Regions from separate parts of the Homo sapiens genome. Here region 2 is linked to region 1. Evidence: chromatin loops called from intact Hi-C (ENCODE). Cell type or tissue: mammary epithelial cell. All regions are shown on one strand. Links, peaks and the distances in the headings refer to the core of each region. The heading gives the core; the rest is flanking DNA.

Region 1 (5,372 bases), core at 270-5,269:
CCTGACACTGCCTGGGCACAGAAAGATGGGGAAGACACCCACATGAATCCCAGGCGCTAGTACAATGTGCCCCGAACAATGCCTTGGGCTTCTACTAGCAGAAAAACGACTTGTCCACCTGGGCGGTATGGACGAGGGAAGAGGAACTAGAAGTACGTGCCTCCCAGCAGAGAGCCACAGGAGAAAAAGTGAGCTCTTCTCTGACTCCAGCCCTCCTCGGGGTGGGGGCTGGTCTGTGGGAATGAACCTTGAGTGAGCGTGGAACAGCCAGGTGCCTCCAATCGCAGGGGGCAGAGGAGATCATGATTGTGGGAGAAGCCATCCTGGCTCCATTTACCTTGAGATGATTCCTGAACATCTGCAAGCCTCTGCTTCCTTGTCTCTAAAAGGTGACAACAATGGCCACTCCGCAGCACTGCTGGAGGGATGACGCTGAATACTGTATGTGAAGGGTGTGGCACGGTACCAGACACAGGAAGTACTTGATAAATGGTAGTTCTTTAAAAAATTTTTATCATTATTTTAGAGATGGACTTGTATCCTGATTAGATACAATGCCATGGAGATGGAGCACTTTTATTCACATAAATGATTACTGGTCTAAGTATAAATTATGTCCTGGGTTGTGACACTTGCTATAATGCCCGGTTTGAAAAACAGCAATTAACTTTTTCTGAGGTAAGATTGCAGTTCAGGTGGCTGCCACCAGGGGGCTGTGTTGCCAAGTGACGGTGTTGCCAGGACAATTAATTGCCTGGAGTAGTGGTCCCCAAGAGCACAGAGCATACTCGTCACTCCGTAAAACTTTCCACAAAATACGCTCTTATTTATAGAAGTCCTGCTATGTTGCTTAGGCTGGTCTTGAACTCTTGGGCTCAAGCAATTCTTCTGCCTAGCTTCCCAAAGTGATGGGATTACAAGCATGAACCACTGCGCTTGGCTGAAATAATGCTTTTAAACTCATGTGACAACCTTATATATTAATTAGCAGCCAGCATTTACACATATATTCAAAGAAGAACATGATTCAAAGCAAAATTCAAAGACATAAATGCCTAGGTAAAGTCTCTCACAGTACTGTCACAACCCAATGGCACTTGGGACTTTCCTCTTCACGGCCAGGGTGTCTATCAACAGTAAAATGGGCAAATAATGTTTGGAGTATTCATGCAATGGAATATTATGCAGCCGTGAAAACAAACACTCTGTATTACACACAGTATGGATGGGTTTCATAAACATAATGTTGAATGTAAGAAGCAAGGCATGGAAGAATAAAATATTGAACAGTTGCATTGGTATAAAGTGCCAAAACTGATCAAACTAATTACAGTAGCAGAAATCAGGATAGCATTTACCTTTGGAAGACAGGTGTGCCATGATTGGAAGGAAGCCAAGGAAGGTTTCTAGGATGCTGGTGACGTTCTGTTTCTCCATCAGGATGCTTGTTACATGGGTGTATTCAAAAGGGAAACTTAATGAAGCTGCACATTTTTTTTCTTTATGCAGTATACTTTCTATTTTATTTTTTAAAAGTGAGGCTAAAAAATGAGATTCTTGGCCGAGTGTGCTGGCTCATGCCTGTAATTCCAGCGCTGTGGGAGGCCAAAGCAGGTGGATCACTTGAACTGAGGAGTTTGAGGCTGCAGTGAACTATGACTGCATCACTGCACTCCAACCTGGGCAACAGAGTGAGACCTTGTCTCTAAAAAATATATATATATAAATAAATAAATAGAAATGAGATCCTTAAAGAAAATAATAAATGCTGATAACATCATCAGTGTTATCTCTGAAAGGTGAACTTAAAGGTATCTTACATTCTGCTATTTCTATACATATTTATTTTCTTTTTTAAAACAAATTTTAGATTCTGGGGGTACATGTACAGGTTTGGGGTTACATGGGTATATCGCATGGTACTGAGGTTTGGGCCCTACCCAAGTAGCGAACATAGTACCCAATAGGCAGTTTGTCCACCCTTCTCCCACTCTCTCCCTCCCCGCTTTTGGAATTCCCGGTGTTTATTTTTCCCATCTTTGTGTCTGCCACTTACAAGTAAGAACACGTAGTATTTAGTTTTCTGTTTCTGTGTTAATTCAATTAAGGTAACAGCCTCCAGCCTTATCCATGGTACTGCAAAGGACACGATTTTGTTCTTTTTTATGGCTGTGTAGTATTCCATGGTGTATATGCACCACATTTTCTTTAATCTACTTTTGATGGGTGCCTGGGTTGATTCTATGTCCTTGCTCTTGTGAATAAACACTGCACACTCATAATTCATGCAGTTTTCTGTGTATATGTCTAGTTTTAAGAGTTTACTAAAGAGAAAAAATCTGAGGGTGTCATCATCTGCATAGTGGAGCACAGCAACCTGTGATTTGTGCCTGCCAAGTAAGTGTTCCTGTCACTCTTCTCTGTTGACAACTCCTGTCCAGCAGCCCTAGGAGAGAGGGTGTGACCAGGACTGGCCTATCTCAGTGTGTCATCTCCTTGCCACTGGGGATTGCCTCGGGGGGCAGACACCTAACTTGAGCAAGCCCATCTGAGCCCTTCCCTATTAGAAAGATTCCTGTTGAAAAAATTTCTCCCTTGATGTTGGGGTGGCTGAGCCTGGGCTGCCAGGGGCTGTATCCCCACCACTGGAGGAGGGCTGTCTACAGAAAGAGAGAGTGAGGCCAGTGGGTGAAGGGGGACAGAGGAGACAAGGGCAGGACAAACAGCCCTGGCCGCTGCCAATCCCAGGTTCTGTTCTTCTCCAACTTCCCAGAATCTTCCTTGTGTCAAACCTGTGAGTTAGTTCGGCCTCTTGCCCAGCTAGGTGAGGCAGTAAATTGCTTTTTATGCCTCAGCTTGTTCAGTTTGGCTCCTACCTATGACTAAGAGAGTCTTGACTAATCCATTACGCAACTGGGTGGATGGCAGGGCCACTTACTGAAGCAGGTACGGCCAGCGGAGGTGGAGAAAGTGTAAGCTGTGCGAGCCACATCATCCGGGAAGGGGCGGTCGCTCCTCGACGTCAGGAGGATGTCACAACCCTGACGCGGGTGTTTTACATCATCTTTGTCTAGGCTGGGGTGATGACTAGCCCCCAAGGTCACGATACACACTCACTCCCTACTCTGGAGTTCACCTTGAGATTACATTCTTTCTCATTAGTGATCGAATTGACTTCTAAGTCTTGAAGCCTTCAGCCTTTGAGCTCAGACACATTCCTTTCCCTCCTGGACTTCTGCCATCAGCGATAACCAGGAAAGTCCCAGGGATGCTGATTAACATCCCGAGGAAAGGAAATGGGACAACCTCCCGTCTCCAAGACTTTCTGCGGACCCCTCACTGCTTTTTCTCAGGGCCACACGGTGTCAGTGCTGAGACACCGACAAGCCTATGGCGTCGGTGGTGCCCGGCTCCTGTCACGCAGCACTGGTGAGGACACACAGACTCCATGTCGCGCTGGACGATCCGGGTAGCCTGGCCACGCGCCCCCCAGCGTCTGCTGCCTGGCTTGCCCTTTCTCGCCCGGTCTCTGGGAATGAAACCGGGAGGGCTTTGCAGAGCACAACCCGCAGGCTCTGTGCCGGGGCAGGTGGCTTTGCTCACCCACCATCCTCAGGCACATCCCCCAAGGCCGGCCCTGCCAGGGTGGCAGCTCAAAGAGTTTCTGCACCGCATTAGCAGCTGCGCCAGGCCCCCCGCTACTTTTCTCTTCTTTCTGCATTCTGCCCCTGGAGTGGTGGAAATTCTAACTTGGGCCAAGCTCTATCCCCATTTCCGACTCTGTGACGAGGAACTCTTAAGACGGGTAGGGGAGGACAGAAAGGTGCTGAGTCCATCACCCTAATAGCGGATTCTGGAAGGAAAGTTAGGAAAATCCCTCCCCTCACCTTCATGGGATACAAAACAGTCAATATATCTTATTTTTGTAAAAACGATCATTGTTATAACGAGATCATTTTAGACGTTGCGAATATATCTATGATATTCCTATGAATCAGTCCTGGCATTCGCCTAGGTTACTGAAGCAACACTTTCTGTACTGGGCAATTGGGCAGAAAAGACACTAACATTAATTGTGCCCTACTATTTGGCAGGCGTTAGTTCTCGCACTTCTATAAAGTCGGTATCATTATTATCCCTGTTTTACCAAGGAAGAAACTAAGGCTCAGAAAGACTGGATAACTTGCCAATAATACTCTTAAGAGCTGTGGGAGCCCCACCCTCCCACAGCACCCCAGCACCTCCTGGGTGGGTGGGCACCATCCGTTTTTGAATCAGGAACCACTGGAGAGGCACTGAGCCTAGCCTCTCATGTCTTCCTGATGTCACCCAGTATGTCTTCCATGGACCTGGAAGGAGATACACCTGGATCCAGGGCTGAAGGTAATCAGCTCCTTTTGATAAAGCCCCATCTCCCTTTTGTAGAGCAAAATTAAATAGACTTTTGCTCCCTGAAACATAAGTGCAAGTGCCTTGGGCAGATCCTGCTTGTACCTAAGGGTGGTAGCAGCAGCTGCTGTCCCTGGGGTCTTGCCAGGCACGGTCTCTACTCCATGTCCTTTACAACCTGAACCAGTTCATTGAAGAGCCTCAGCTCACTCCGGGGGCAAACATGAAACAATTTTATTTTTTCTACTAACTGTCCCCAGCTATACTCTGTTAAATCCTCCTTTCTTGAATAGAGTCCTCCTAATGATATGAGACCATAACCATTATGATGGTCTCATACATTATCATGTGTAAACAACCTACATTAATTGCTATGTGTATTTTTTTGTATTTGTTAATTTTTTTTTCTTATTCAATTCCTAAAATGGAAGATCTACAGGTGGGTAGAACGCTCACTAAGTAAGTCCTCAGCTTCCAAAACCTAGAGGCACACTATTACCCTACACATTTAGTTAAATGTGCCCAGAGCCAATCTGGACATTTTAATTTAGGCCCCAGTGGGATGGTTCTTCCCATGTGGCTTCAGATCTCTGGTGTGTCCAACAGCCCCTTTCCCTATGTGATCTCCCCACTCTTCTTCCCGTGAAGGGCCTCTCTTATTGGAGAAAATCTTTCCTTATTAAAGATCCTGCCCCTGGAAACTAAGGATGTTTTTTGTTTGTTTTTTTTCTATCTGTAGGCTTTCCCACATTTTAAACAACTATTTTAATGTAACAAAGCTTCCTGACATTTTAACCATACCATGGAAAATGCCTTTTCTTTATGTTTTCTTTTTGCAATAAAAAATAAAAACAAATAATCAGTCCTTTATCCAATGCAATGAACATTACTTTTGTGAATAACCAATGCAAAATGAAACCAACCAAAATTTCACATGATAAACTTTTAGAGAACCACATCTTAAGAATAAAAAAATTGTCCTG
Region 2 (5,372 bases), core at 223-5,222, 68 kb after region 1:
GGCGGCAGCATCCCAGACCACCATGTGGTCTGCAAGGCCCTTGGAGGGTCCTCCAGCCAAAGCTGGCTGTCACAGGAGTCCCGCGTCTCCCAGAACGGGCCAGCCTCAGTATCCCTGCCCCACTCAGTCACAGGAAGTGCAGCCTCAGCACAGACTCAGCTGTGGATTTCAGAGCACAGCAGCTGGGGTCCTCAGTCAATAACACTCTCTACAGTTGGAGGTCTGCAGGGCCCGTTCTCATGGCCACCAGTGGGCCCAATGAGGTTCCTTCCTATTCTGAGATCCAGTGATCTGACTAATACGTGCCCAAGAAGAGGACCAGCCTGTGTTGGGTGGCTGCTGCTGTGAGAGCTGCTACCCAGCACAGGGTGGTCCTTTTCCTGGACACATGGCACAGCACAGGGATCTCCAAGGGGTGTTGCGATCCTGGACATCAGGGTGGGCTCAGCTGACATCTGTGCCCTTTAGGTTGCACAAGCCGAGATTAACAACTTTTGTTGTTGCCTGGCCCCAGAGGAGAGCTTCCCACCTCTGTCCAGGCCCACGGTTCCCTGCTCCACTCCAAAGGTGTCCGGGGAGTTCTGAATTCAAATCAGAACTTGCCAGAAAGTCATTGCAGCAATTATTTTTTATAATAGTAGGTTCCATCTTCCAGAAAGCCAGACAGTTTGAGCACCTGAGAATGACCGGACCCTCATCTTCAATCTTCCCTCATTCCTTCAATTAAATTACTTGAGTACCTCCTGCATGCCAGGAACTGCGCTGGCAAATGGGGATTCAGAAAGGAATGGGACATGGCTTCCAACCCCAGGCCCTCGCCACTTCTGATGGATCCCACCCACCCTGCCCCTGTGATAACCCACCACTTAACCTGTCCTCCCTATGAAGCAGAGCAGGCAGAGGCCAAGGGCATCGGCCTTGGGATTCAGTCAGGATGGGTTTGAAATTCAGGCCCTGCTCTTTACTATTCCTTAAGTGGGAATTACATCAATAAGTGCTAGTTAACATTTTCAACAATATTGTAACAATCATGAGTGCCGCATATGATGAGGAGGAAGCACCGAGTCTTCCGACATCAGGAGTCTCAGCATTCTGGGGGTTTGGTGGGAAGGAGCTGGGTTCCCAGGAAAGCAAGGGCAGGGTTGTTGTTGAGAGGCCTCTGCTCTTGCGCTCTGGCCAGGACAGGAGCCCCTTTCCCTTGGGCCACCTTGACAATGAATGTGGACCGGCTCTTCCCTGAGCCTGCAGCTTTACTTCCAGGACAGTGGGCTCTGTGATGCCCAGATCTCTGGGCCCAGTTATGACCCTGTTTTCTTTCAAAGGAGACCCACATGTCATTGGGCATATACATGTGTTTGCCATTCCACACAGGTTCTGTAGCCTTTGCACACTGGGGTGACCAGGGTTGGTCACCCAGGAGTCAGCTGCTTGGCCTGGGGTCAGAGCCTGGGCCTCTAAGACCTTGATTCTGCCTCGTTTGCAGTGGCTGATTCACTTTGGGAGGTGGACTGTGGCCCGGGCTGATCTGAAAGGCTCCCCACTCTGGGGATTAGAGTGACCTCAGCAACCATCTAGTGTTCAAGTCCTAAGTCTTTTGTTAAAAAAAAAAAAAAAAAAAAGAAGGGAAGAGGAGGGGAGGGAGGGAGGGGAGGGCAGGGGAGCGGAGGAAGGGAAACTTCTTTTCCCCCAACTTTTTACCCCTCAGTTGAGGGAGCTCAACATGCCAAGCTGATTTTTTTTAAAAAATGGAGATGCTAAACATGGAGCTGCTCCAGTTCTAGCAGAGGGAAGACGATGGGGCAGAAGAGGGGCAGTGCTAGCCTCTCCCACCCCTTCCTCTTTATCTGCTGACCCCTAAGACCAAGACCCTGGGACTCTGAGAGACTGTCCTAAACTGCGGATCCAGTCCCGGCCCCTGTCTGGTGGTGGGCAGCCCGAGGGGGTGGTGCCTATGCCATTGGTGCCCTTTCAGAGTGATTTGGCTGGTGTCAGCTGGGGCCGATACAGCAGCCCGGTGAGCTCAGGAGCCAGGAAGTGGCTGCGGGGGTCCAGATTGTCTTCTCATTCTGCACTGCCTCCCTCACCCTCTGGGCTGCTGCTTCTCTTTAACCATTTTGTTTCCCCACAGAGAAATGAATGCAAACTGTCAGATCAGCGTGCTGCTTTGAGCTGCGGCCAGAACCCCCTGCCCATCTACCTCACCATCAATGTCAAGGATGATGTAAGCAACCAGGACTTCAGAGGTAACACCAGTGGCTGGTGATTTACAAGTGGGGTGGAGGGGGGGACTTCTTGGTGGGCAAAAGCACCCAGCACCTCCAGGTCCCCCAATCCCACTCATCTTTGTCAACCTCTACATCCAGACTGTGCACACAGCTGGAGAAATCACCTTTGCTACCCCAATCTGCCCTGCTGCATGGGTGAGGCCGGCAGGCACTGTCTGCAGCTTCCCTGGGCATGTGTTTAATGACACTGGGGAAGACAAAGGTTGTGAAAGGAAGATATTTCTACGCTGCCCAGAGAGAGAGAGACTCGAGAGAGCTGCCCTGCTTCAGGGTCAGTTTTTGTCCCATTCAACAGGCTCTGAGGTGCAAATGAGCCATCCTCCTTGCAAAGCATGGCAAAGCTGACCCTTGCTACACCAGCAGAAGCTGGCCAAGGGTGCCCCCATGTGTCCTTTGGGGGAACTGCGGCCTCCCTGTCCCAGGCTTTCCAAGGCCTGAGCCAGTGGCTGCAGGCAGGAGGGGGGCCCGGCTGTGTGGACGGCTCCCTGGCCTGAGACTGACCCCCGTCCTGCTGCTTCATGTGCAGAGTGGTTCGAGTTCTCCCCCTACGAGGTGGGCCTGCAGAAGTATGGGGCCTTCATCCCCTCCGAGCTCTTCGGCTCCGAGTTCTTCATGGGGCGGCTGGTGAAGAGGATCCCGGAGTCTCGAATCTGCTACATGCTAGGTGACTGCCTTGCAACTGGCGGAATGACAGGGGGCTGCTGCCCAGTGCTGGGCCACCCTGGGTTGGCCCCTGATTATGTGACACTCGGGGCACTTGCCAGCATTGTCTCATCCTAGGAGTGGTCCCAAGTCACTGGGGACCAGAGTTGGTCTGGGGGCTCTCCCAATTTCCTGGTCTCCAGCAGTCTCCCTGCAGCCTGCTCAGCACCACACTGGGAACAGCAGACTCAGACGGAAGCTTCTGTAACTCCCACCCACTCCCGTCTAGCTTCGGCCAGCAGTGTGCCTGCTTCCAGGGGCCAACCCAGACCTGGGACCCGAGGGTCCAGGGAGACCACAGGGTAAGGGGCAGGGTCACCAGAGAAGCCTAGCCCAGCCTCCCACCCTAAGCGCCTCGGTTCTTCATGAGCTGGGCCCACCGAATGCAGGACCCACTCGAGTTCTTCCCTTCAGAGTCTTAGCTGCGCCCGTCAAAGGGCTTCTTCAGAAACAGACCCACATTCACAGCCCCAACACGCCCTTATTTAAATTAGTTGTCTGTGCCTTCCCCTTCTGTCTATCCCAAACCAACCCATCCTGCAAGATCCAACTCAGTCCCATCACTTCTTCCCCCAGAAGCCCCCAGCCCACGGTGGCCTCTCCTTCCCCTGAACACCTATGCTGATGAGCATGTGGTTTAGAAAACTGTGGGCAAAACACGTGGGCTTGAACTCTGAACTCTGGCTTCTCACTCACTAGCTGTGTAAAGTTGGCCAGATTGCCTCACCTGTCGAAGCCTCCATCTTCTCCTTAGTTAATTAGGCTTAAGAGTAAAACCCACCTTATAGAGATTCCAAATGGGTCAATGTCTAATGCCTACATTTAAAAATCATAATAACAAATAGCATTTGCATTTATTGAGTGCTCGCCATGTGCCAGGTGCTGCCCTAAATGCTTTAGATGTATTCACTGACAGCAGCTGGACTTAAACTCAAAGCCTGCACTTGCCAGCATTAAATCCCTGCCGGGGCTGTGCCTTATACACCTTTACGTCTCCCGGCACTGAGGGGAGGGAAGAGAAGAGCTGAGAGCTGAGCCCCTCAGTCACTGTGTTGAGCTGCAGTGGGAAGGGGAGAAGGACATGGAAGTCTGAAGTCTGTCCCGCCTGTGGAGCAGCCTGGCTTGCGTGGGGTGGGGGGGTGGGGGGAGTGGGGAATCAAATGTCAGTGTGGGGCCTGGGGCTGCAGGGTGGAGCTGCTCACGCTGGCCCTGGCTCCCAGGCCTGTGGAGCAGCATCTTCTCCCTGAACCTGCTGGATGCCTGGAACCTGTCACACACCTCGGAGGAGTTTTTCCACAGGTGGACAAGGGAGAAAGTGCAGGACATCGGTGGGTGACCCCGGCTTTCCCTCATGGCTGGGTGATGGGTGACACCGGCTTTCCCTCATGGCTGGGTGATGGGGGGCGGCCCCCGGCTTTCCCTCATGGCTGGGTGATGGGGGGCGGCCCCCGGCTTTCCCTCATGGCTGGGTGATGGGGGGCGGCCCCCGGCTTTCCCTCATGGCTGGGTGATGGGGGGCGGGGTGTGGACCACAAACCGAGGATGAGGCCCCCTGCCACATGTTTCCGCATCGTCACCTATGGCCTAAGACGTGGGAGGGCAGCTGGGGCTACAGTGTCTTCCCTGCCTGGAGGGGAGGGTGACTGTAGGTGAGTGACACCAGCGCCAAGGCCTGGAGGCAAGGCTGCCAGCACCCAGGAGAAGTGAGGAGAGTAGGGTCTATAGCAGTCACAGGTCACTCTTTGAAACTCCCTGTCCTCTCCAGGACGCTTCTTAGCTGTCTCGCTCCCCCTCCCTCTCTACTACCTCTCTGCTTACTCCATGTCTCTCACCTGAATCCTCCTAACCCCAGTGCCAGGACCTTGAGAGCCCAGCAAGGAAGGTATGAGCTGCTTTTACAGTGCTCACCCCTGGGTGCCAGGCAACCATGTGGGGCTTCGCATAGGCAATCTGGGGACTCCACCTCTCATGACCTGCCCTTCATCCCTCCCTCCCCTGCAGAAGACGAGCCGATCCTGCCTGAAATCCCCAAATGTGATGCTAACATCCTGGAGACCACGGTAGTGATCCCAGGGTCATGGCTGTCCAATTCTTTCCGAGAAATCCTTACCCATCGGTCCTTCGTGTCTGAGTTTCACAACTTCCTGTCTGGGCTGCAGCTGCACACCAACTACCTCCAGAATGGCCAGTTCTCTAGGTGGAAAGGTAACCCTACCTGGCTACTCCTTGAGGCCTGCCTCCATATGGAGGAGGAAGATGTGGATGTCAAGGCTGCCATGGATAAAGAATAAGAAAACTTCTCTGGCTATGTTCACTGGGCCAGGCACCTCTCTCCCCATGGTGTTTTCCACATTTGGTGGTGTCGTCTTGAACACTGTATGTGTC

Evidence for each region. Peaks named below come from ENCODE experiments on the same cell type or tissue, not always from the same donor. Only the 100,000 strongest peaks of a DNase experiment are listed, where the experiment ranks them.
Region 2: it touches region 1 in a loop (12-fold over the local background); 97 of 110 quality-filtered maps call a loop at or near these places.

The regions. Positions count from the first base shown.
Region 1 is chr15:42,055,229-42,060,600 of GRCh38, reverse strand. No RefSeq gene overlaps it. Among named protein-coding and RNA genes, the nearest start is that of PLA2G4D, 37 kb to the left of the region's middle. In mammary epithelial cell, for the core only: CTCF peaks have their summits at 707 (motif pointing right) and 3,353; a DNase peak (open chromatin) is centred at 2,940; H3K4me3 peaks cover 739 bases; H3K27ac peaks cover 2,087 bases.
Region 2 is chr15:41,986,992-41,992,363 of GRCh38, reverse strand. It overlaps PLA2G4E (phospholipase A2 group IVE), which reads left to right. Exons shown (of 20, transcript NM_001395548.1): 14 at 2,129-2,243; 15 at 2,812-2,949; 16 at 4,208-4,315; 17 at 4,989-5,192. All of the region lies in intron 3 of PLA2G4E-AS1 (PLA2G4E antisense RNA 1), which reads right to left. Among named protein-coding and RNA genes, the nearest start is that of PLA2G4E-AS1, 17 kb to the right of the region's middle. In mammary epithelial cell, for the core only: a CTCF peak has its summit at 2,669 (motif pointing left); a DNase peak (open chromatin) is centred at 2,643.